Regions from separate parts of the Mus musculus genome. Here all the other regions are linked to region 1. The links are chromatin loops, found by intact Hi-C in ENCODE. Cell type or tissue: heart. All regions are shown on one strand.

The links. Peaks named below come from ENCODE experiments on the same cell type or tissue, not always from the same donor. Only the 100,000 strongest peaks of a DNase experiment are listed, where the experiment ranks them.
Region 2: it touches region 1 in a loop (11-fold over the local background); 16 of 42 quality-filtered maps call a loop at or near these places.
Region 3: a loop joins it to region 1, with 7 times the contacts of the local background. A loop is called at or near these places in 18 of 42 quality-filtered maps.

What each region holds. Positions count from the first base shown.
Region 1 is chr1:44,038,019-44,046,018 of GRCm38, reverse strand. It overlaps a transcript of Mettl21c not described here. Among named protein-coding and RNA genes, the nearest start is that of Mettl21c, 22 kb to the right of the region's middle. In heart, a CTCF peak has its summit at 4,018 (motif pointing right); no DNase peak of the experiment used is centred here; H3K4me3 peaks cover 943 bases; H3K27ac peaks cover 845 bases.
Region 2 is chr1:43,899,761-43,907,760 of GRCm38, reverse strand. It overlaps the pseudogene Gm8241 and the pseudogene Gm26352. Among named protein-coding and RNA genes, the nearest start is that of Tpp2, 30 kb to the left of the region's middle. In heart, a CTCF peak has its summit at 4,791 (motif pointing left); no DNase peak of the experiment used is centred here; H3K27me3 peaks cover 768 bases.
Region 3 is chr1:43,756,520-43,764,519 of GRCm38, reverse strand. Uxs1 (UDP-glucuronate decarboxylase 1) reads left to right here. Exons shown (of 15, transcript NM_026430.4): 11 at 3,956-3,999; 12 at 7,488-7,548. Among named protein-coding and RNA genes, the nearest start is that of Ecrg4, 30 kb to the right of the region's middle. In heart, CTCF peaks have their summits at 1,703 and 4,216 (motif pointing left); no DNase peak of the experiment used is centred here.

The DNA.
Region 1 (8,000 bases):
TACCTGCTTACTGTGTAAGCTTCGGCATGTAAAAGGCATACCATGTAGATGTTAGTTTTCTTGCCAGCCCCAAGTTCCAAGGCCTTGGTAAGGACAATTAGCTCTGCTTTCCGTGCCAACATGCCAGGGGGTAGACGTTCTGCCCAGATGACATTTGTGCCATCCACGACACCAGCACCCACTCATATCTGACCTTCATGGAGAAAACTGTTCCTGTCTGTAAACCAGGCAGCCTCAGCTCCCAGCAGGGGTTGGTTGGAGAGGTCTTTCCTCCACCCATGGGCTCTCCTTTTGGGCCAGTTAGTTGTGGCTCATCAGGCAGGAAGTGTATCTGGGCCCCCATCTTAGAGAGTAAGTTTAACCCCAACAGAGGGTAGGAACAGTCTAGGATGACCATAAATGAATGGGATGCCCGGCCCATCCCTAGGTACACTGTTCTTTGGGTAGCCCATGAATACATTTTGGTGACGGTGGCTCCTTGAATCCAAGATTTTTTTCCTTGGAAACAGGGCCATTATCTTGGAGGACCAAGTGTTGAGCCCCTGTGTTCACCAAGAATTGAGTGGGTTTCCCCTCCACTCTCAGAGTTACCCTGGGTTTGGGGAGGGTGTCTGAACCCCGTCTCCCCTAATCAGTGTCTTCACCCAGAGTTAACACCTTTGCTGTTTTGGGGCACATTTTTCAAAGACCTCAGATTTCCTGTTCCCAGGTTCCATTTTTTGGGGCACTCTCGGGCCCAGTGGTCTCTCTCCTTGCAATATGTTCACTAGTCCTTTTCTGTTGGGGTCCAGCCTTGACACAGGATCAGAGATCTCAACTGGAAGCAGGGCTATCTGGAAGGCGCATAATAAATATATACAGACTACTTTTTGGGTTCAAGCTGACAGGCAATTTTTCATGGCTTAAAGTTTCTGTATCTTCTCTCTCATTCGCTGCTCTCTTTCTCTCTCACTCATTCACTCGCAGCTTGAGGCTGCACACACTCTGCTTTCTCTTGTGCTCTCTGCTTTTCTCCTATGCACTTCTCTTTTCTTGAACTCTCATGCTCATACACACCTCTGTGTGTTCCCCTTTCACTCTCACATACACTCTTCTCACACACACACACACACACACACACACACACACACACACACACCCCACATGCACTCTCCTTTCACTCACACACACACACTCTCCAAACACACCTCACATTCTCTCCTCACTCACTCTCCACATTCCCTCCTCACTCACTCTTCACATTCTCTCCTCACTCACTGTTCACATTCTCTTCTCATGCTCGCTCGCCTTTTTCTTGCTCAGTCTTTTATTGATACTCCAAAAGCAGGTAGAAAAAGACATTGTATAATCATTGCCAAATCAAATTCAAAAGAATAACCATGTCCCACAAAGAATCAAGAATTACAGTTGTTCCCCAAAGTTTCAAGCTTCCCTATTTCCAGGTCTATAGCCAAAATAATAATAATTGCAAAGTTATCATTATTTAAATTTTAACTTATACTTCAGAGCTCAGAGCTCTGAGGCCAGTTCCTTGCATTTTCTTGTGAAGTTCTAATGATAAACGACATAGGTAAAGCTGCCAGGCAGTGGCCAGAAGGAATCAAGTTAACCCTTAACTCAGTAGTTCTGCTAGCTTTCTGCTTCTGCACATTACATACAATGGCTCTCCTAAGAGTCTCAGTGTTTTAACTTAGTTTTACTAATATAAGACTTTACATATCCTATACTTGCTTATCCAGAAACCACTCTCAAATGTTGTGCAAAACTTATTTCATGACTTCAATAGTTTTTTTTTTCTTTCTTGGGGTCCCAATGTTGGCTCTATTTAATTTTCTAATATTTCTTTAAACTTTCTTTGCAAAGCAAGCATTAATCTGCAACTACCATTCTGCAGTTATTACGTTGTTTCCAAGATGAGAACACGCAACATACACCTGGGCCATTAGGACTGTGCTGTGCTGTTTCCCTATGCCTCAATTTTTTAATTGTTTAAGAACCATTACATCAAGGAACATCTAGTTTCACAGAATTCACCAAAGAAGAAGTAGAGAGAAGTACAAAAGTCAGATAGACTAGAATAATTATGCACACCAAGGCCAACTGAAAAGCATTCATGTACAGATGAAGTCTATACAGCCGTTGTCCAGGGCTAAGGTTAGGAAAAATGGGAACAACTGTTTTTTACAAAGAGCTGCTGAGGGCTACTGAGATGTCTCCATCCCGGCTTACTGCAGGCAGTCCCTGTCATTGTATGCTGTCCCCAGCAGTTTTCAAGGGGCTTTCTGTCTCTGGTTGGTGTCTCTCTTTTCTGCTTTCCATGGGACAGGAGGCCTTTGATCCTGTAAAGGTTTAATGCCACAGCACAGGGAGCTGCTGAAGCAGAGGGGCGGGAGAGGATAGGTGGGTGGGGGAGCAAAAAAACAAAACAAAACACTTATTTACAGTCTGAACTTTACTGCTGGATTTCTAAACAAGAGTAAGTAACAATTGTATGTTAAAGTAACTTCAGTCCAAAAGACTCAACTCAAATCTACACCTTGTGCTACTCAGTATTCTCTGAAGAGGAGATAGAAAGAATGTATATTATGAAAAGGGATCTGTTAGATTGGTTTAAACCATATGGGGTATGTAGTCTAACCATGGTGTTATGCTCAGTTCTTGGGAACCCCAGAAGAAGAATTGTCAATCCAATGTAACATAACAAAGAGAGCCTTTATTCGAGTCAGACCCGGATCTCAAACTTTTCCCACTGCCTAGGTTAGGAATGTACTGCTGGAATCCATGGGATTGGAGTTTTTATACTCGCATATGCATAAGCAGGGATCCTCCGGCTTTGGGGTTATGTGTCAGGGAAGGTGACAGACAAGGGGAAGCCATCCTTCAAACCTGATATTGTTTGTTCAGACATCGGTGTGTGTGTGTGTGTGTGTGTGTGTGTGTGTGTGTGTGTGTGTGTGTGTGTTTGTGTGTGCAGAATCGTGTAGTTGGAAGGGGGACTCTTCTGACCAGGGAAGTAACTTTATGGTGTTATCAGGAACTAGTGTGTTTTTACAAACTGGTCACAGCTGTCTGGGAACAACTGCCCTTCTCTCATGGCCCAAGAGAGGGCCACTTATCTTTTCAAGGTTGTTTGGTCCTTGTTTCCCTCGAGGACAGGAGCCATCTGTATAAAAAAAAAAAAAAAAAAAAAAGTGTTAGTTATTTCTCAAGGAGAGTGCCTGCCTCAGAGAGTGTCTGACACAGAGGCTGGGATGTGTGGCCATTTGTCTGTTCCTAAACCCTGCATCTGCCGCTCTGGGTGGGTGGGTGGTGGTGGTGGTAGGGGGAAGGGAGTGCCACCGTGAAAAGGGGAATTGCAATATTCTGATGCCAGGCTGGGCTCTCTGAAAGGCGGGGTGGGGGTGGGGGCGGTAATCTACGCTGGGAAATGGGGAAGGGGAGGGAATTCATGAGGCTAGGAGCTTCCCAGTCTGGCACTAAAAGCCAGACTAAAGGATTCGACGTGAGCTTTTGGCGCATTAGTACATAGTGATACTGAAGAAGCTGGTTCGGGACGTCAGTGAGGGACAGCAGGAGAAGCAACAGGGTGGTGCACTAAGCAGCAGGAAGCTAATTAAGGTGCACAGACAAAAGCAGCACGGAGTTCTCCTTGCTCTTCCTGTACTATCTGAGCTTTGCGCGGAAGTGAAAGCTGCCGCCCACGCCGGGGGAAGACCTTCTTTCCTGGAAATACCCTCCAAGCCAAACCTACAGGTGTGTGTCTAAGTTGACAATCATTAAACTCCCATGCTTTAGCATCTTAACAGCTTGAAAAAGATAATATAGGTAAAATTTTAAAGCTTTATTCTTAAGTGAAATTGCTAAATGGAATGTGTGCCTGTTAGATAGTAAACAATTCTCATGCTTTGGAATAACTTGAAATGCCGCGTTGACTCTTTTTCAGTGTTCCTATCCCAGCAAAGGCTAAAATGTACTGGCATTTGATTGCTAAGACAAAGGATTCCAAGAATGCAATCTATAGCCTGTCCAGCAGATGGCACTGCGTTTCTCCTACGAGTTAAAATGGATCCGTTGGCCTTAGAAATTGCACATTTGCAATTTCTGTCTTGTGTCTCATACAGTACCCCTCTTTCTGTACTTTGTTCAAGCATATATTCTAGAAAAAGAGGAAAACAAAAGGTAGTATAAGACTGTATCACGGAGACACTTGAAAAGAATGAGTCATTAGAGCTGGATTCCCTGCTTTCTGCCAAAAGATCACCCTTATGCAGCCTACTTAATTGGAATTATTTTCAATATGACAAACTCTGGCTGGCCTTAGTGCATCACGACAGTCTATTCCCTGCCCAATTCACCTAAACAAACTTTGAACACCACACACAAAGACAACCTGCTTTGTATTTCACAAAGAAGACACATAATGGACTGACTACCCTAACACACACATCTTCACCTCTTTGAACTCGTCCCTAGAGGTTGCAACAGTACAGAACTTTGACTTGGTCAGCTTATTTCCTGCAGCTTTGGAGTCTGTGACATCCAAGATCTGAGCACATTGCAAGTTCAGTGTGAGGTGGCTGCCTGTTCCACACATGAGCTGCCTTCTTTCTGTTTCCTCATGGGACACAGCATACAGGCTAGCAAACTACTTCTGTCCCTTTAATAAAGGCTGTCATCAATTCCTGAGCACCCCTCATCAACATCTCCTTAAGACTCTTCCTCTCAAAACTAATGCACTGGGCTTAGACTCCAACACAAACATCCCAGAGACACAAACACTCAAACCATAGCCATCATCTCCTCCAGGGACCCCCTGACACTTCTCTTTTCTCTCCACAGCACTATTGTTTAAAAAGAAACCCATCACCAAGTCATTTCTCAGAACATTTTTACTGTCATTTCCATCATCTAAAACTGACTTCACTTTTCTTCCCCTGCCAACTACTTCCATATTCTATCCTTTTTGCAACAAAAGTCCACTGACCATGGGCTAATCCCTTAATGGGTCCATAGATATTGACATTGGAGGTGAAGAAAAGTCAGAAATTGGGGGACCTCCTCTCAGGGCTGGCCGGCGGGGGACCCTGTGGGAGAGAGGGAATTGTAGAAGGCGAAGGAATTAAGGACATCTGGCAAGCATGGCCCATGGAAGCGACTAAGCAGGGCTCACAGAGATTTAACTGGCAAGCACAGAGCCCAGCTAGGTCTACGCTAGGTCATGTGCATATGTTATGGCTGTTCCCTTGGCACTGTTATGAAACTCCTAACAGTGGGAGTAGGAGTATCTCAGACTTGGGACCCCTTACCTCCTAGTTGGTTGCTTTGCCCAGTCTTGACATGAGGATTCGTGCTTAGTTTTATTTTATCTTGTTTTGCCCTATTCGGTTTACATTCATGGGATGCCTGCTCCTTTCTGGAGGGAAACCGAGGAGGAGTGGATCTGAGTGTGTGTGTGGGGGGGGGGGGGTCACTGAGAAGAGTAGACAGAGGGTAAACTGCAGTCAGGATGTATATTTCCACGAACTTCCACAAGGATGAAAACACACCTCTGAAGCTCTCAGCTGAAATACATCCTTTATACTAAGGTTATCCTCAGTCTACATTTTGAAATCCCATTCTATATTCAGCTAACAGATACCATTATTAATTAGCTGAATTTCACATAGACGATGGCTTCCTTTGGTTTTGATCCCTTTTTCTTTGGTTGGTTTTCTGTGACATTACAGATTTTTGGCTCCACTCCCATCCTACTGCTTTCTGCTTCTCGGTTGCATTTGTTTGTTTGTTTTGTTTCCTCCACCAGTATTTTAGCCTTTCAATATCACAGCTGCAATGGCATTTTGGATATTATATTGCACTCAAATTTACATCACCAGCCCAGATATCCTTGCTAAATTCTTAGCTTGTGTAATTACCTAGAAAATACTGATACTTCTTCGAATAATAGATATTTTAAACCTAACAAAGAAAAACTGAACTAATAAACATTATGTGTAGTCTTATTTATCCATTGTCCTCTCTAACTCGGTTGATGGTAATTTCATCTTTATAGAAGTTAAAAATGAAAACCTCGAGTTGGTGAGTTCTAGTTCCAGGTATGATGGAGTAATCCTATTTGGTGACAGTTCTTCCTCCTGACTGTATATCTGTGTGGGGCATGAGGATATGCATATTCATATGTGTGTTCCCCTGTGGGCACCTGTGTGAAAGCCAGAGGTCAGTGTTGGGTGTTTTCCTCTAGTGCTCTCCACCTTATTTTGTTATTTAACCCATAGCTTCACCAATTTGGCTAGACTTGGGTCCTCATTCTGGGTGGTAGGCATTTCTATCCACTGAGCCATATCTCCTCTATGCCATCACTCTAACTTTTAATAATAGCTAAATACCCTAGACAAAAATCTGTAAAGTAGATATCAGGAGATTCTTTTATTTTTAATTAGATATTTTCTTTATTTAAATTTCAAATGTTATCCCGAAAGTTCTCTATACCTCCCCCCCCCAACCCCCGCCCTGCTCCCGTACCCACCCACTCCCACTTCTTGGACCTGGCATTCCCCTGTACTGGGGCATATAAAGTTTGCAAGACCAAGGAGCCTCTCTTCCCAATGATGGTCCACTAGGCCATCTTCTGCTACATATGCAGCTAGAGACACGAGCTCTGGGGGTACTGGTTAGTTCATATTGGTGTTCTACCTATAGGGTTGTGGACCCCTTCAGCTCCTTGAGTACTTTCTCTAGCTCCTCCATTGGGGGCCCTGTGCTCCATCCAACAGATGACTGAGCATCCACTTCTGTATATATCAGGAGATTCTAACAGGTAGTAAAATAAGGCAAATTAGGTAGGGATTTTAAGATTCTGAAAATCTTTTTTTTAATTGGTTCTTTTATTTATTTGCATTTCAAATGTTATCCCTCTTATCGGTTTCCCCTCCACAAATCCCCTATCCCACTCCATTCCTTCCTGCTTCTATGAGTTGCTTGTCTTAGTCAGGGTTTCTATTCCTGCACAAAACATCATGACCAAGAAGCAAACTGGGGAGGAAAGGGTTTATTCAGCTTATAATTCCCACATTGCTGTTCATCACCAAAGGAAGTCAGGACTAAAACTAAGGTCAGGAAGCAGGAGCTGATGCAGAGGCCATGGAAGGATGTTTCTTAGTTACTTGCTTCCTCTGGCTTGCTCAGCTTGCTTTCTTATAGAACTCAAGACTTCCAGCCCAGAGATGGTACCAACCACAAGAGACCCTTTCCCTTGATCACTAATTGAGAAAATGCCTTACAGCTGGATCTCATGGAGGCATTTCCTCAACTGAAGCTCCTATCTCTGTGATAACTCCAGCTGTGTCAAGTTGACACAAAACCAGCCACCCACCCACTCCTGCTTCACTGCCCTAGCATTCCCCTATGCTGGGGCATTGAGCCTCCACAGGACCAAGGGCCTCCCCTCCCATTGATGCCAGATAAGGCAATACTCTGCTACATATACAGCTGGAGCCATGCATCCCTCCACATGTACTTTTTGGTTGATTTTAGTCCCTGGGAACACTGGGGGGTCTGCTTGGTTGATATTGTTCTTCTTCCTGTTGGGTTGCAAACCCCTTCAGTACCTTCAGTCCTTCCCCTAACTCCTCCATTGGGGTTCCCAGGCTCAGTCCAATGGTTGGCTGCCAACATCTGCATCTGTATTGGTCAGGCTCTGGCAGAGCATCTCAGGGGACAGCTATACCAGGTTCCTGTCAACAAGTGCTTCTTGGCTTCATCAATAGTGTCTGGGTTTGGTGTCTGCAGATGGGATGGATGCAGTCTCTGGGTGGAAGTTAGTTATTTTGTTTTTCATTTCTATCCTCTAGCCCATGACTGGCAAACCCAAGGATAAGGAAATAGTCATAAAAATAAAAGCAAGAAACCCTTAGGAAAGACTGTTCTTTCTAGCCAGGACCAAAAGAGGGGAGCTGAGCATATGGGAGTAGTTCTGGGCAGTAGATAGGTTATTTCACACA
Region 2 (8,000 bases), 140 kb after region 1:
GGTTTTTGTCTTTGAGTTTGTTTATATAATGGATTACATTGATGGATTTTCGTATATTAAACCATCCCTGCATCCCTGGAATAAATCCTACTTGGTCAGGATGGATGATTGCTTTAATATGTTCTTGGATTCGGTTAGCGAGAATTTTATTGAGGATTTTTGCATCGATATTCATAAGAGAGATTATTCTGAAGTTCTCTATCTTTGTTGGGTCTTTCTGTGGTTTAGGTATCAGAGTAATAGTAGCTTCATAAAATGAGTTGGGTAGAGTACCTTCTACTTCTATTTTGTGAAATAGTTTGTGCAGAACTGGAATTAGATCTTCTTTGAAGGTCTCATAGAACTCTGCACTAAACCCGTCTGGTCCTGGGCTTTTTTTGGCTGGGAGACTATTAATAACTGCTTCTATTTCTTTAGGTGATATGGGACTGTTTAGATGGTCAACTTGATCCTGATTCAACTTTGGTACCTGGTATCTGTCCAGAAATTTGTCCATTTCGTCCAGGTTTTCCAGTTTTGTTGAGTATAGCCTTTTGTAGAAGGATCTGATGGTGTTTTGGATTTCTTCAGGATCTGTTGTTATGTCTCCCTTTTCATTTCTGATTTTGTTAATTAGGATTTTGTCCCTGTGCCCTTTAGTGAGTCTAGCTAAGGGTTTATCTATCTTGTTGATTTTCTCAAAGAACCAACTCCTCGTTTGGTTAATTCTTTGAATAGTTCTTCTTGTTTCCACTTGGTTGATTTCACCCCTGAGTTTGATTATTTCCTGCCGTCTACTCCTCTTGGGTGAATTTGCTTCCTTTTTTTCTAGAGCTTTTAGATGTGTTGTCAAGCTGCTAGTATGTGCTCTCTCCCGTTTCTTCTTGGAGGCACTCAGAGCTATGAGTTTCCCTCTTAGAAATGCTTTCATTGTGTCCCATTGGTTTGGGTACGTTGTGGCTTCATTTTCATTAAACTCTAAAAAGTCTTTAATTTCTTTCTTTATTCCTTCCTTGACCAAGGTATCATTGAGAAGAGTGTTGTTCAGTTTCCACGTGAATGTTGGCTTTCCGTTATTTATGTTGTTATTGAAGATCAGTCTTAGGCCATGGTGGTCTGATAGGATACATGGGACAATTTCAATATTTTTGTATCTTTTGAGGCCTGTTTTGTGACAATTATATGGTCAATTTTGGAGAAGGTCCCGTGAGGTGCTGAGAAGAAGGTATATCCTTTTGTTTTAGGATAAAATGTTCTGTAGATATCTGTCAGGTCCATTTGTTTCATAACTTCTGTTAGTTTCACTGTGTCCCTGTTTAGTTTCTGTTTCCACGATCTGTCCATTGATGAAAGTGGTGTGTTGAAGTCTCCCACTATTATTGTGTGAGGTGCAACGTGTGCTTTGAGCTTTACTAAGGTGTCTTTAATGAATGTGGCTGCCCTTGCATTTGGAGCGTAGATATTCAGAATTGTGAGTTCCTCTTGGAGGATTTTACCTTTGATGAGTATGAAGTGTCCCTCCTTGTCTTTTTTGATAACTTTGGATTGGAAGTCGATTTTATCCGATATTAAAATGGCTACTCCAGCTTGTTTCTTCAGACCATTTGCTTGGAAAATTGTTTTCCAGCCTTTCACTCTGAGGTAGTGTCTGTCTTTTTCCCTGAGATGGGTTTCCTGTAAGCAGCAGAATGTTGGGTCCTGTTTGTGTAGCCAGTCTGTTAGTCTATGTCTTTTTATTGGGGAGTTGAAACCATTGATATTAAGAGATATTAAGGAAAAGTAATTGTTGCTTCCTGTTATTTTTGTTGTTAAAGTTGGCATTCTGTTCTTGTGGCTGTCTTCTTTTAGTTTTGTTGAGGGATTATCTTCTTGTTTTTTCTAGGGCGTGGTTCCCGTCCTTGTATTGGTTTTTTTCTGTTATTATCCTTTGAAGGGCTGGATTCGTGGAGAGATAATGGGTGAATTTAGTTTTGTCGTGGAATACTTTGGTTTCTCCATCTATGGTAATTGAGAGTGTGGCTGGGTATAGTAGCCTGGGCTGGAATTTGTGTTCTCTTAGTATCTGTATAACATCTGTCCAGGCTCTTCTGGCTTTCATAGTCTCTGGTGAAAAATCTGGTGTAATTCTGATAGGCTTGCCTTTATATGTTACTTGACCTTTTTCCCTTACTGCTTTTAGTATTCTATCTTTATTTAGTGCATTTGATGTTCTGATTATTATGTGTCGGGAGGAATTTCTTTTCTGGTCCAGTCTATTTGGAGTTCTGTAGGCTTCTTGTATGTTCATGGGCATCTCTTTCTTTAGATTTGGGAAGTTTTCTTCAATAATTTTGTTGAAGATGTTTGCTGGTCCTTTGAGTTGAAAATCTTCATTCTCATCCACTCCTATTATGCGTAGGTTTGGTCTTCTCATTGTGTCCTGGATTTCCTGGATGTTTTGAGTTAGGATCCTTTTGCATTTTCCATTTTCTTTGACTGTTGTGTCGATGTTCTCTATGGAATCTTCTGCACCTGAGATTCTCTCTTCCATTTCTTGTATTCTGTTGCTGATGCTCAAATCTATGGTTCCAGATTTCTTTCCTAGGGTTTCTATCTCCAGCGTTGCCTCACTTTGGGTTTTCTTTATTGTGTCTACTTCCCTTTTTAGGTCTAGTATGGTTTTGTTCATTTCTATCACCTGTTTGGATGTGTTTTCCTGTTTTTCTATAAGGACTTCTACCTGTTTGGTTGTGTTTTCCTGTTTTTCTTTAAGGACTTGTAACTCTTTAGCAGTGTTCTCCTGTATTTCCTTAAGTGAGTTATTAAATTCCTTCTTTATGTCCTCTACCATCATCATGAGAAATGCTTTTAAATCCAGGTCTACCTTTTCAGGTGTGTTAGGATGTCCTGGACTGGGCGAAGTGGGAGTGCTGGGTTCTGATGATGGTGAGTGGTCTTGGTTCCTGTTAGTAGGATTCTTACGTTTACCTTTCGCCATCTGGCAATCTCTGGAGTTAGTTGTTATAGTTGTCTTTGTTTAGAGATTGTTCCTCTGTTGCTTTTGTTACCCTCTATCAGCAGACGTGGGAGACTAGCTCTCTCCTCTGAGTTTCAGTGGTCAGAGCAGTCTCTGCAGGCAAGCTCTCCTCTTTCAGGGAAGGTGCACAGTTATCTGGTGTTTGCACCTCCTCCTGGCTGAAGATGAAGGCCCAAAACAGGATCTTTCCCAGAAGCTGTGTTGCTTTGGCCAGGAAGGTGGTCGGTTGTCTGGAGCCAAAGGTGGCGCCACCTCAGAAGCTCTGTGGCTCTCTCCAGGAAGGTGGTCGGTTGTCTCTACCCAATTCTTTCTATGAAACCACAGTTACACTTGTACCTAAACCACAAAAAGACCCAACAAAGAAAGAACACTACAGACCAGTTTCCCTTATGAATATCAATGCAAAAATACTCAATAAAATTCTCCCAAGTTGAATCCAAGAACACATCAAATGATCATCCTCCATGATCAAGTAGGATTCATCCTAGGGCTGCACAAATGGTTCAGTATATGAAAATCCATCCATGTAATCCACTATAAAAACAAACTCAAAGAAAAAGATCATCTCATTAGATGCAGAAAAAGCCAGTGACAAAATACAACACCCATTCATGTTGAAGGTATTGGAGAAAGAAGGAATTGAGGGCGCATACCTAAATATAATAAAAGCAATAAAAAGCAAACCAATAGCCAACATCAAACTAAATGGGGAGAAATTCAAAGCAATCCCATTAAAATCAGGAACTAGACAAGGCTGCCCACTCTCTCCTTACCTATTAAATATTGTCCTCAAATTCTAGCCAGAGCAATTAGACAACAAAAAGAGATCAAAGGGACACAAATTGGAAGGGAGGAAGTCAAGATAACACTATTTGCAGATGATATGATAGTATACATAAGGGACCCACAAAATTCACCCAGAGAACTCCTACAGCTGATAAACAACTTCAGCAAAGTGACTGGATATAAAATTAACTCAAGCAAATCAGTAGCCTTCCTCTACTCAAAGGATAAGAAGGTTGAGAAAGAAATTAGGGAAACAACACCCTTCACAATAGACACAAATAATATAAAATATTTTGGTGTGACTCTAACCAAGCAAGTGAAAGATGTAAATGACAAGACCTTCAAATTCCTGAAGAAAGAAATCAAAGAAGAATTCTGAAGATGGAAAGATCTCCCATGCTCATGGATTGGCAGGATTAAAATAGTAAAAATGGCTATCTTATCAAAAGCAATCTACAGATTCAATGCAATCCCCATCAAAATTCCAACTCAGTTCTTCACAGAGTTAGAAAGAGCTGATGTGATCCCTGGTGGTAGCCTAGGCCAGGACCCCACATGGCCTCATGTAGCATCACCTACTACTCACATGAGGTTGGTCCTCACTATTCTTGAGTCTCCAGTTCTCTCTCTCTCTCTCTCTCTGTCTAATCACTGTGCCCATATCCTTCTGTTTCTCTTTCTCTTCCATTCTCCGTGACTTACTTTCTCCTCTTAGTGATGGTCTGGGTCGCTGAGTACTTGGAGTCATCTCAGAATTGGTCTCAGGTGTGCTATGCCCCACTCATGTACTGTGTAGGCGTCAACTCTGGCATGGTCTGAACATTCAGGCCTGCATGGCGCCAGACTAGTGGTGACCACAGTCTAGCTCTCTGTCTGGGAACCCTGGTGATAGACCGGTCTTTGATCTCAGGCTTACTTTTTTCCAGGGATTTTAGGCTACTAATCATTCAGATGTTCATAGGTCAGAACACTGAAAGTAGACATAGCATGTGTCCTCTCTGCCACCTACTGACACAAAAGTGACAAAGCAGCCAAACCTGAAATGAAATAATCCTTTTTTTTTTAATGTTCTAGTGATACTTTGTTAATTGAGTGAGAAATTATTCCTAATCAGGATTTGCACTAGCCATGCTTGAGTTCATGCTAGATAAGAGTTTATACTATGTGATAAGAAGAATGGACATGAAAAAGTTTATCCTAGGCTAAAATAATGTAATGCTGGACTTTCTTGGGCCCACTAGTGGTCTAAATAATGACATGAATACTTTTAATACAGTTTAAAGCTTAGGCCTTCTGCTACTGTTTAAACTTAACCTGACTGTTCTAGCCAACAACCCACCACATGGCTAGCTCTATACCTCCTGGCCCCTCTGAAGTCAGTATCAGTTCCCTTTCTTCCTTGCTTTCAAATTTCTTCCTTCAGCTTGCCTTCCCCTATGGTATACTCTTTGCCTGGAAATTTTATCTTCATATTTCCTGCCCCAGCTATCAGTCCTCAGCTCTTTCTTAGAACCAATCGGCAGTGAGACAACACTTGGTAAATCTTAAATAGCCTTTAGGCAACTGAGAAAGGACAAACATTTACAAAATTGAAAACCAGGTGATGGATCATAGAAATTACAATAGCAAATCCTACTGGCACTTAGCTCTCTGCCAGTATAGAACTAACAATTTAAAATACAGAGACACACCTTAACACCATGTTAAGAAGGACATCTCCAAAATAATAGCTGTGTTGGAATAATAGATTCAATATTGAAGGCCTCTCCCAAGCAGCCTAGAGTAGTGTTCCAATTTCATTGGCTATCATGATACATTTTAAGAGTTTGACAGCAAACTGGATTCACATTTTTTAATTTGAGAGGTAGGTTTGCATACCACTTTTGCATTTTGGACAGGTCATAGGATGTCATGATTCCTCATGGGGCAGTTGTGTTTCCTAGATATCAACACAGATGCCAAATATTAATTGGAACTGAAATGTGGATACTGTATGGAGCAATTGAGATGAGGTATAAGACACTCTGTATACAAGACATAAACAACTGGTAGATTTAACCCTTACAGTTATTTCAACAGAAAGCAAATATGTAAATTACCTTGTACGAGCTTTCACAGTCGAGGGAAAGGATGTGCAGGGAGCGGTCAGCACCAGTGCAGGGAGCTAACCCAAACTGTCCAACTCTTCAGTAACAGCCTTTCACCAAGGGCCTTCTCCAGACTGCCCAGCACCGCACTGTGTGTTAAGACACAGACCCACTGCCTGCCCATACCACAAGTAAGCACATCCATCCTCCCCAGGGACGGTTAATGGAGCAATCAGTGTCCAAGGGGCACTAACCAGGTCTAAAACTGCTCAGCACCAGGATGAGAAGGATCAATAGCTTTTTGCTTGCAAAGCCTGAAGTGGAAATTGCTTAGCTTAATTTTGCGACTAAATTCATCTTCAAAAGGTTTACAAAAAACGCTGGGGACTTAGCTCCATGGGTGGCAGCGTGAGAGAACCTTATAGGACCTACTGAACTGACCTGGAAGGAAGCACTGTAAATCACTAGAGGCGATATGCCGGTTCCTTGCTTCCTAGCTTCAGGTGGCAATCCCTCTGTCTTCCCTCCATTTGTCCCTGACTCAGTGCTGTCAGGAGCTCCTTGTTCTACTCTGACAACCTTTAAGCCATTTAGCCACCTAACCACCTAGCTGCCTGACCTATGGCTCACTGAACTAAGACAGAATCAGGTACCATTTTGCAGGTATAAAGAAGTATTTATCACTTGAGATTTCAATCAGTGAGAAGATACTAGAATATGTTTCCTGAGGTAAACACAAGCCTTAAAGAATGGTGTACAGCGTACAGAAGGACAGCAGCCTTATCCTCAGCATCTGGACTCGTAAGTTAACAGGCTGGTAGAGCCACAGACACATTTAAATGGAAAAATAAAGAAGCACTGCTTAGTAAGATACTGAGAGTGAAGACTAGCAGTTCCCAGGGAGACACAAGAGGACACAGACACCAAGGGGAGGATGCTCTAAAGTGCTTGCGAAGGCTGGAAGACCGACTCTGAAATGCCTCCAGGGAGTTCCAACAAGGCGAAGAGGTGACACCGGTTAGTGACTCAGATGGAAAAGGACACAGCTTTTTAAAATAACAGTTGTTCAAATATTTTATCCCTCTTTTTTTTGGGGGGGGGGGGCAAGGTTCATTATAAAAACTTTTCAGCCGCTGAAATGACTGATTTGCGACTCCTGTTGATGTTCTAAGATCTTAACTGTGCAAATAGTTTTCAAAATGTCGAAGGACAAAGCACACGCCTGCATCAGGAATTTAAACAAATGCAGAGGTCTGTACTGGATCACGAAGCCAGGGTTCAGAATGCTTTTTATCCTGAGTTATGCTCTGTTGTTTCCTAATTCTCTGCTGATGGATTACAGAAATCAGAAAATTTCTGGGACCCTGAGGCTTCACTTCTTCATTTCATTACTATTACATAAATAAATAAATAAATAAATAAATACTATGCAGCCACCCTGAACGTTAGTAACTAAGATGTCAGGAATAAAGTCTCAAGATCTAAGAATCAGCAAGGGACCTGAGGGATCAGAATGGGACACTAAAGCGCCCTGCTGTAACTGTTCACCTGTCCCTGTTGTTGAATGAGGCGCAGACTGGGCCCCACACTCAGGCTGACAGCACCACACACAATCCCTCATCCTCATGATTCCCAGTTTCTGTTCCAAGAACAGTTGGATAATCAGGTACGTTCTGCACGAGGTGGTGGAGTTCAATCAGAAGCTAATTCAAGCCATAAAGCCATATACCAGATCTCTTTATCTTTTTATATAGATCTGAGTTCACTAAGAACAACATTTTAAATCTCAGAGCAGCTGCGTACAGCACAGCCATGCAAAGTGAGACCACTATGGAGAAAGGAAAAACCCAGAGGACTGCAAGGGTTTAGACAGGAAGACAAGAGCTCGTCTTCTTAGGCACGAGGAGAGATGTTATCCGGCAACCATTATGGGATAGGTATTTAAAAGTCATCCTTCAAGTCGGGGGTAACACAGATGGCTGCAGCTCAAAATAAGAATACCACAGTTCAGAGGGATCACAGGAGTCGAGTAACGAGCCTTCTCCCCTAAGGCTGCCATGAGTCCAGCTCCATCAACTCCATCAGCTCCTGTGGACCAGGCACGAGGAAGGCTTCTCTATGCAACATGAGTT
Region 3 (8,000 bases), 280 kb after region 1:
CTGGCTCTGGATCCACCCTGCCACCATAGTGTCCTATCTTTGTAGTCCCATTCTTGTTCTTTAGCTATGTTCTTTCAGCTTATCCTAGAGCCAACCTTCTGAAGAGGAGAAACCCAAAGATCCTCATCTCAGGGACAGCATATGCCACAGACCTTTCCCTAGGTCCCTATCCAACCCACTCCTGACTCCTTCAGCTCCTGTCTTGCATGTTCTGGGAGTGTTTCCTGGGCATTTTCCCCATTCTCTGTAGACAGTACTAACTGGACCACTCTCTATGAAGGCACCATTGCACTCCACAAATAGTTTTCTTTTCATTTCACTTGGAACCAGTGCAATGCTAAATTTCCAGGACCCCAGCACAACATTAACTCTGGAAACAAGGACCTTTGTTCCTTTGATTCATAGCTGTTAATCTGGCCCCAGCACATAGGCAATATAAGCTAAATATTGGTTGAATTAATGGTCAGGTAATGTGGTGGCTGCTTTTTTGTTGCAGTAAGTGAAAAGTGACTTACGGGTTAGCCACAGAGGCCAGGGGTCTTAGTTGTAACTGCTGGGTAAACCTGTCTTTCATATCCTCTCTTGCTTCATCTGGCTTCTACCCACAGATTTCCTAGATACTTTTAGCCAGCTCAAAGTTAAAGTGTTGGAAATATGGTTCCTGTGATAACATGGACAGATGTTGGTTTCCTATATGGAGAATGTTCATGATTTATATGCAAATTCTAAACCATTTTACAAAAGGGACGTTGCCATCCTAGAGTTTGGTATCTGTGGAGTGCTTTGGAACCAATCCCCAAGGAAACTGAGGGCTAACTATATTTGGGGTTCAGATGATCTCTACTGGGGAGGGAGAGATTCCTGATGGCTTCTCAGCCACCATGTACAGTGACTTACCCAGGGTCAAAGCTACCTTGTTTGCAGAGAAAACTGTTAACAGCTTTTGAAGAAAAAGCTTTTCAATTTATTGCCGCCTTGGCTGTTTCAAGGACTCCATATTAAGAAGGAAAGCAAGTCCGCTGGCAGCCTTAAGAATGCACAAATTGTTGGCACAGGTCATGTCTCATGTGTTGTCTTCAGGCCCGGCATGACTCTCCCAGAGATGTAAGGAGAGATCACTGGCGCCATCCAAAAGCCTTTAATCCATAGCCTGTCAGACATCCCTCTTTCCTAGCCACCCAGGCAGAAGGCCCATGGAGGCATTTAGAGTGTTTTAGGGTTTTATACATTTGTTTGTTCCAAAGAATCGTATTGCCCATCAAGGACCTGATGAATTGCTTGTGCTTTTTCTCTTGGGTTAAAATATCATCTTTCCCTTGTCAGGTGGTTCTGTCTAGAAGTCAGCAGGGTGGTGTGGGGAGAAGTGTGCTGGAGACCGAGCACAACTTTGAGCATAGAGGGCAAGTGGAAACTCAAAGCTAAGGAGCAGAGTGGGAGGCAGAGGATAGAAAAAACAAAGAGGAAGAAACATTTGGGAAAGAGGGCCCTGATGGGACTGACCTAACAGGATTCTTGCTGAAGGAGGCCAAATGGCCCCACAGCTTTGAAGGCTTGGAAAGAGATGAGAAACAGAGGCAGGTATGAGGGTCGGATTCACTAAACAGGGCTTTTTGTTGACTTCTGTGAGAAATATCCAACTAGGACAAGAGACTGACTTGGTTTAGCAGAGGCTGTTATAGCTTAAGTACTTAATGCACACTGTAGAGGGCAGTGCCGTGCATTCAGACAGCTCCCATTGGATTTCCTGCTGCCCCCTCCTCCCTGGACATCTTGGTGACTCCTAGGTCACCATATTGCTGTGACCTGAACATATGCAGCACTTAATCCCCTGAGAGCAATTTTGAGTCTCCAGAATCTCCTTAAATCTCTCTCATCTTGTAAAGTGCAGCTAGAGGGACCATGTAGACACCAGAGTGTAATGCTGTGCAGACTCAAGAGTATAGCTGAGCACCTACTCTGCCTGGCCTGTGGACAAGGAGTAGCTTCTGCCCCGTAGGCAGGCAGGCAGGTCTGTGAGCCAAGAGGGCACATTCACTCTCATCATCAAGGCAGTAAGTGCCTTTCAAGGCTCTGTCCTCATTGCTCCTTTGCTGAGATTTGCTCCGGCAGTTTCTGGATCCTGTCAGCAGACATCTCGATATGTAGTACTGTTTTGCCTTTTCTCGTGAGCCTTCCATCCTCAGGTAGAACCTAAAAACATACATCTCTGAGCTAGGCATGCATGGTCAGTGTTGAACAGAGCAAGCAGGATTTTAAATTGCGTCTCGACAGCATGACAGTCTGGGTGAATTCTCAGTCTTGAACCAAGATCTTGCAGATCAGAAGTGAAATATCTGTGATAGTAATCCTGGGGACTTGGGAGTCTCTCTGAGTGTGTACTACATAGATCTGAGCCTTGGCTACACCTCAGAATCATTCCAGGAGCTTGAAAGTAGTAAGCTTTGTCCCCCCCACCCCCACATCAACTAAATCCAGCTGTGGCTGGTACTCAGGAATTGGTATTTTTAGGGCAGTAGAAATACAACTGTATAGCCCTAGACTGAACCGTTATGCAGACAGACCTAGTCAGATAGGAAGGGTTGGTGGTCTCACAAGAAATAGTTTATCCTACTCACCAGGACCACCTGCTTCCCATTATAAATTGATTTAACTGCTGATTCCTGCCATGGTGGAATTTTTATGAGTGTTCAGGTCCTCTGACTGAGTTCTTGGTTTAGAGGGACCAAGGCTGTTCTAAATCTGTCATCCTATCAGTCATCTAGAGGATCTTAGCTTGATCTTAGCTATATGTTGGAAGTCCCTCAGAGCCAGCTGTACAAATATGAACAAGTCTGGCCCACAGTTTACCAGCCTATCTAGGCAGAATTCTACCACTTATAATAGTCATCCATGTTGGAGAGCTTCCACTGAATATTCGTCACATTATTTGTGTGTAAGGTCTGTCTGTTGCACAAATAGAGTCCAGGATTGCAGTTCCCAGGGTTTTACATGCCTGACAAACAGTAAGACATGGATAGAAGCCGGTTCTTGGACACAGTCTTTTGAAGAAAAACTTGATATATGTGTACACACTCATAGTAAGTATCAGTGCTGAAGTACAGAATATAAGATGTGCTCAAAATGTTCTCATTTTCCTTAATAATTTAATTAAAATACAATTATATCATTTCCTTCCTTTCCCTTCCCTCAATCCTTCCTGTATCATCTTCCTCCAGTATTTCCCATTCCCCTTTACTCCCTTTTAAATTTATAGCCTCTTTTCCTTTGATTATGTTTATTGTTGTTATTATTATTAATTATTATTATTGTTGTTAAACATACAAACATTTAAATACATAAATACACTTTCTGAGTCCATTCCGTGTTGCTTATGTGTATATGATTTCAGAGCTGACTGATCACTTGGTATTGTGTAACTAATTAAGGGGCCCATCCCTGGGAAGACTAATTGTCCCTCTCTGAGTAGTTGTTAGTTACCTGTCGTTCTTTTTCTAGGTTTCAAGCCTTATTAACATGTTGTCACTGGATCTTGTTCAGCAGCCACACTGTTGCAGTACTATGGGTGTATCTTCTTGTCATTTCTTTGAGACACAGTCTCATCTCACAGCAGATTTCCTCTGGCTCTCAGAAGTCTGCCATCCTCTTGTCCATAATGTTCCCTGAGCCTTGGGTAGAGAAATTGTGCTGTAGATGTATGGTGAGGGTGAGCACTCCATGATCAGTTCTCTGTATTTTGGCCACTTGTGGTTTTCTGGGATAGATTCTGTCTGATGCAATGAGAAGCTCCTTTGACGAGGTATGAAAGTTAGAGGGTTTGTAAACCTTAAATTGTTGTAAGCCCATGTCAGTGCTTCTTCAAGGACGGGTTCTGAAGTCAGACCCACGGGATTCCAAGGAGCCCTACTAATAGTGCCAGGGTGTTTTTTCTCAAGTCTAACTCTTGGTTTCCTTCTAGGTCTATGGCTCTGGGTCTCAGACACGGGCATTCCAGTACGTAAGGTAAGGCTCCTGTCATTGTCCTTGGTTCTGAGTAGAAGGCAGCAGTAACTGTGTATTGTACTGTGTATTCTACATGCTGGTTACTTCCACAGCTCACCTGTGCACTAAGCCAATTTTAATATTTGATTGGGAACTTCTTGCTTCTCTGTTTAGAAGATAAAGTTGATTTTGATCCACTATTTCTGTGATTCCTGGCTAATCTTTTACTGCCACCTAGTGTTGCATAGATAAAAGTTATCCAGCACTGAGGGGAGCTTGAATAATTAATGCTGCAGGCCAATTAGTCACCCATCAAACCTGCAGGTTCAGATGTCTGACCAACTTTTGAAAACATAGCTCTTTATCATGGAGAAGTCTTTAAGAATATAAGGTAAGAGTGTCTTAATGGTGATCCTGTCTTGAAGCTGAGGCAGGCTCATATTCCTTAATACTTTTGCTTGATGACTTTTATTGTTGTCTTTGGAATTCTACCTAGAATTTTGTTGGTCAGCACAGTTGGTAATGATATCCACTTACCACACTGAAGCACCTTCCACATTTACATAGCTGTTACGAACTCCATGGAGATTTCCAAATCCTTGGTCATTGTAAAACCTAGTTCTGTATTTTAACACATGTACTTTTGCTCTTAAATGCAAATACCTCAAATGTATGTTGGCCAGGAAATGCCACCCCAGGTGTCTTAGAGCCTTCCCAGGGTACTGTAGAGTAAGGTGTTAGCTATCAGTGCAGGTCTGAGCAACTTCCAGCCTCAGCCTGAGCGACCATGTCTCATTAGATAAGGAGCATAATAGAAGTCACTTAGAAAAATGGAAATCCTGCTTTATTTTTTTCTCGAAAGTTAAAATAACTAGAGTAGACATTTCTCTGTGCGCACCTTTAATCCCAGCGCTCAGGAGACAGAAGCAGGCGAATTTCTGAGTTTGAGGCCAGCCTGGTCTACAAAGTGAGTTCCAGGACAGCCAGGGCTATACAGAGAAACCCTGTCTCGAAAAACCAAAAAAAAAAAAAAAAAAAAAAAAAAGTACGCAAACTCTTAAATGAGATACAGAAGAAGCTGTTAATAAATGCATACCACAGTCAGTGTTCATTTCCTGAAGTGAAAGTTAGCTGATCATGTGTTGCCCAATAGGTTAGCTTATTCCAAGAGACAGTTTCACAGGGAGAAATTGTCTATCCCTCCCTCAGGACAGTTTCTGTTTTAGAGGGCAAAGCTTGGACTGTGTGCTTGGAGAAATCTACTGGGGCTCATTTCTGTAGCTGTGTATTGAACCATCTCTTCATAATAATAATAACAATGTGTTTTCATCCCATCCCCCTTCACCCACCCCTCAGTCATGCACTTCCAAGGAGATCTTAATGTCTTCAAGTACAGAGATTCAACCTTGAACTCAGGGCCTCAGACTTTCTCATCTTCTCCCACCATAAGACTGGATGTAATGCACGGGGCGGACACTGGGTAGAACCCTGTCTCCTTCCTGGTTTCAGTGGCCTCTCATACAAAATTAAGTGGCCTCAGATACATTTGGTGGGGGAAAAAGGTAGATGATTAAAATACTTTAAGAATTCAGCAATGCCTATGCTGGGTACCATCCCAGCTGGAACAAAACACCTGGCACCAGGCCTCATGGCCACAGCTCACACACCTAGTAGCTGTGATCTGCATGGTCACCTCCTATACCTACCTGATACCTTGGAAAGAGGATGTAAGTAGTTTCCCTCTTCATAGATGTGAACTCTTTCAGCAGAGCCTTTTTCTGCAATGCTGCCATTGTCTTGGTATCTGAGATCACCGGGATGTAGGCACATTGTAGGTCAGTTTCCTGATGAACACTGTTTAGTAGAGAACTGACCAAAGTTTGGCTATTTTTGACATATCCCCTACCCTTTTAAAAAACTGATTTTTTTTTTTTAAACTTCCCAGTAAAAGAGTACAGTGTTCAATCTGTAGTTACTGTCCTTGGTTAATTGTCCCCAGAGCCACAATTGCCTCAGCAGCACTACAGGGACCTAAGGCCTACATGGTCACCTGCATTCGCATCTGGCATGACATGTCTGATACTTTCATAGCTGGGTTGTGTCCTCATTCACATAACAAAGGCATGTTATATATTTCTTAAAAGTCACTTTGTCAAAATGACACTTTTAAGAGCTTCAGGCTGAATGAGTATGACTTACACAATTTTGACTTTAAAAGTTGCCAACCTGTTACATACAAGGTGCATGGCCCTCCCTCCTCTCCCAAAGAGGGTGACTGCTTAAGAAACAGCCATCTTCTAACGCCACGTGACCCTACCCTATTAACATTAAGAGGCATTTCGGGTGCTACTGAATGGCAGCTTTTAATGTCTCCTTACAGACACACAGAAGAATGTGCCGTGGGTTCAATGACTACGCCATGGTGATGAAGTGACTTTTTGCCAGTTTCTCTTTTAAAAAAAAAATCACTAAAGGTCAATGGTGGTTTGCGTTTGCACTTGATCTGTGAGAACAGAACATTAAGCATATTCATATAAAACTTCCATGGTTGAAAACTGAAAAGCAGAAGTAACCTTACTAAGTGACACATAAGAAAAAAAAAAGTTTTTTCCAATTAAAAGAAAAACAAAACAATCTTGGGTTTTCTTTTGGAAGCCCATCCTGAGCCATAGTGGCCTTCGCCTGTGGTAAAGCTGGAGGAAGAGGGAGAGGTTTCCAAGTGGACTTCATTCAGAACCGTTGCTGCCGGGCATGGGCGTAGAGCAAGCGCTCACATTCCCAATGAGGTGTCATTTTTACGAAGTAACTTTTCTTTAACAGAGCTACACTTTAACGCTTCTGAAACTAAGAACCAAACCTTGGTAAGCGGAAGTTTGCTTACTTCTCTTCACCCTCATGGCTCAGCCGATCACAACTCATCTGAAACATCCCGATGCCCTGACAGCTTCCTAGGCTGTGTGAAGGGCGGGCTGCTGGCGGTGGGGGGAGGGGCAGCAGCTTTGATTGATTTCAGTGCTCAGTTTGTTTGGCTGTCGCTGTGATTTGCCAGTATGGAGTTTGCATACTGAAGTCCATTCATTTCTGTGAAGCTTATTTTATAAAACAATCACAACTTTTGTTTCGGTGAATTAATGTGGGTTCATGTTAAACATGAGGTTTCATCGAGACCCTACAAATGCCATCTTGGGGGTATATATACTACATTAGCTTACTTTTGTTGGTCATTGATTGTTTTCAGAAATGTACAGAAAGGGTAGATTTAACCTATTACCATCCTCCCTGTGTCCACCACCCCACCACACCCACTAAGAGCAAATCCCAGTGTTACAGGACTCATTCCATCCATGAACATGCTAGCATTACAGGCACCATCTTAATTTACAGGCTTTTATTTCCACATTCAGTTTTCCATTTGGGTTTTGTTTTGTCTGGGAAGGGTTGGTCCATGCCCTCAGCACTCCCGCACTCTGGTGGGCAGGGCCTGACCTAACTCTCCTTTTTGTCCCCAGTGATCTGGTGAATGGCCTGGTAGCACTGATGAACAGCAATGTCAGCAGTCCTGTCAACTTGGTAAGTACCATTTTGCTTCTGCTTTGCAGTTGCTGGAGGGTCTTTTGTGATGGACTGTCCTTGCACATGACTAGCTTGTGTAGGGCATTTGCTAAATACTCAAGTGAAACAAAGCAGAGTAAGAGACTGAGAGGAGAGAATTGTGAGGCATTCATGAGCAGTGTATGAACTTCCTCTGCCTGGTAAGGCTTATGGTAAAAGTCCTGTTCATTGTTTATGCCTACAGGTTCTCTGTACATCATGTTCTCTTATTCTTTTTAGGAAGCTTTTGTACAGGAACATTTAGGAACTGTATCTGCTTAGAAATTTGCCTTCCCTCAAATCACAAAATTGCAAGGAGCCTCCCAAAGCCCCTTCTCCATGTCTCCCTCCATCACTTTGCTCTGCCCCTTTGCCTTTCTTTGTGTCTACAATTAAGCCTGGGCCTTCCTGAAACTTTGATCCCTGGTTCC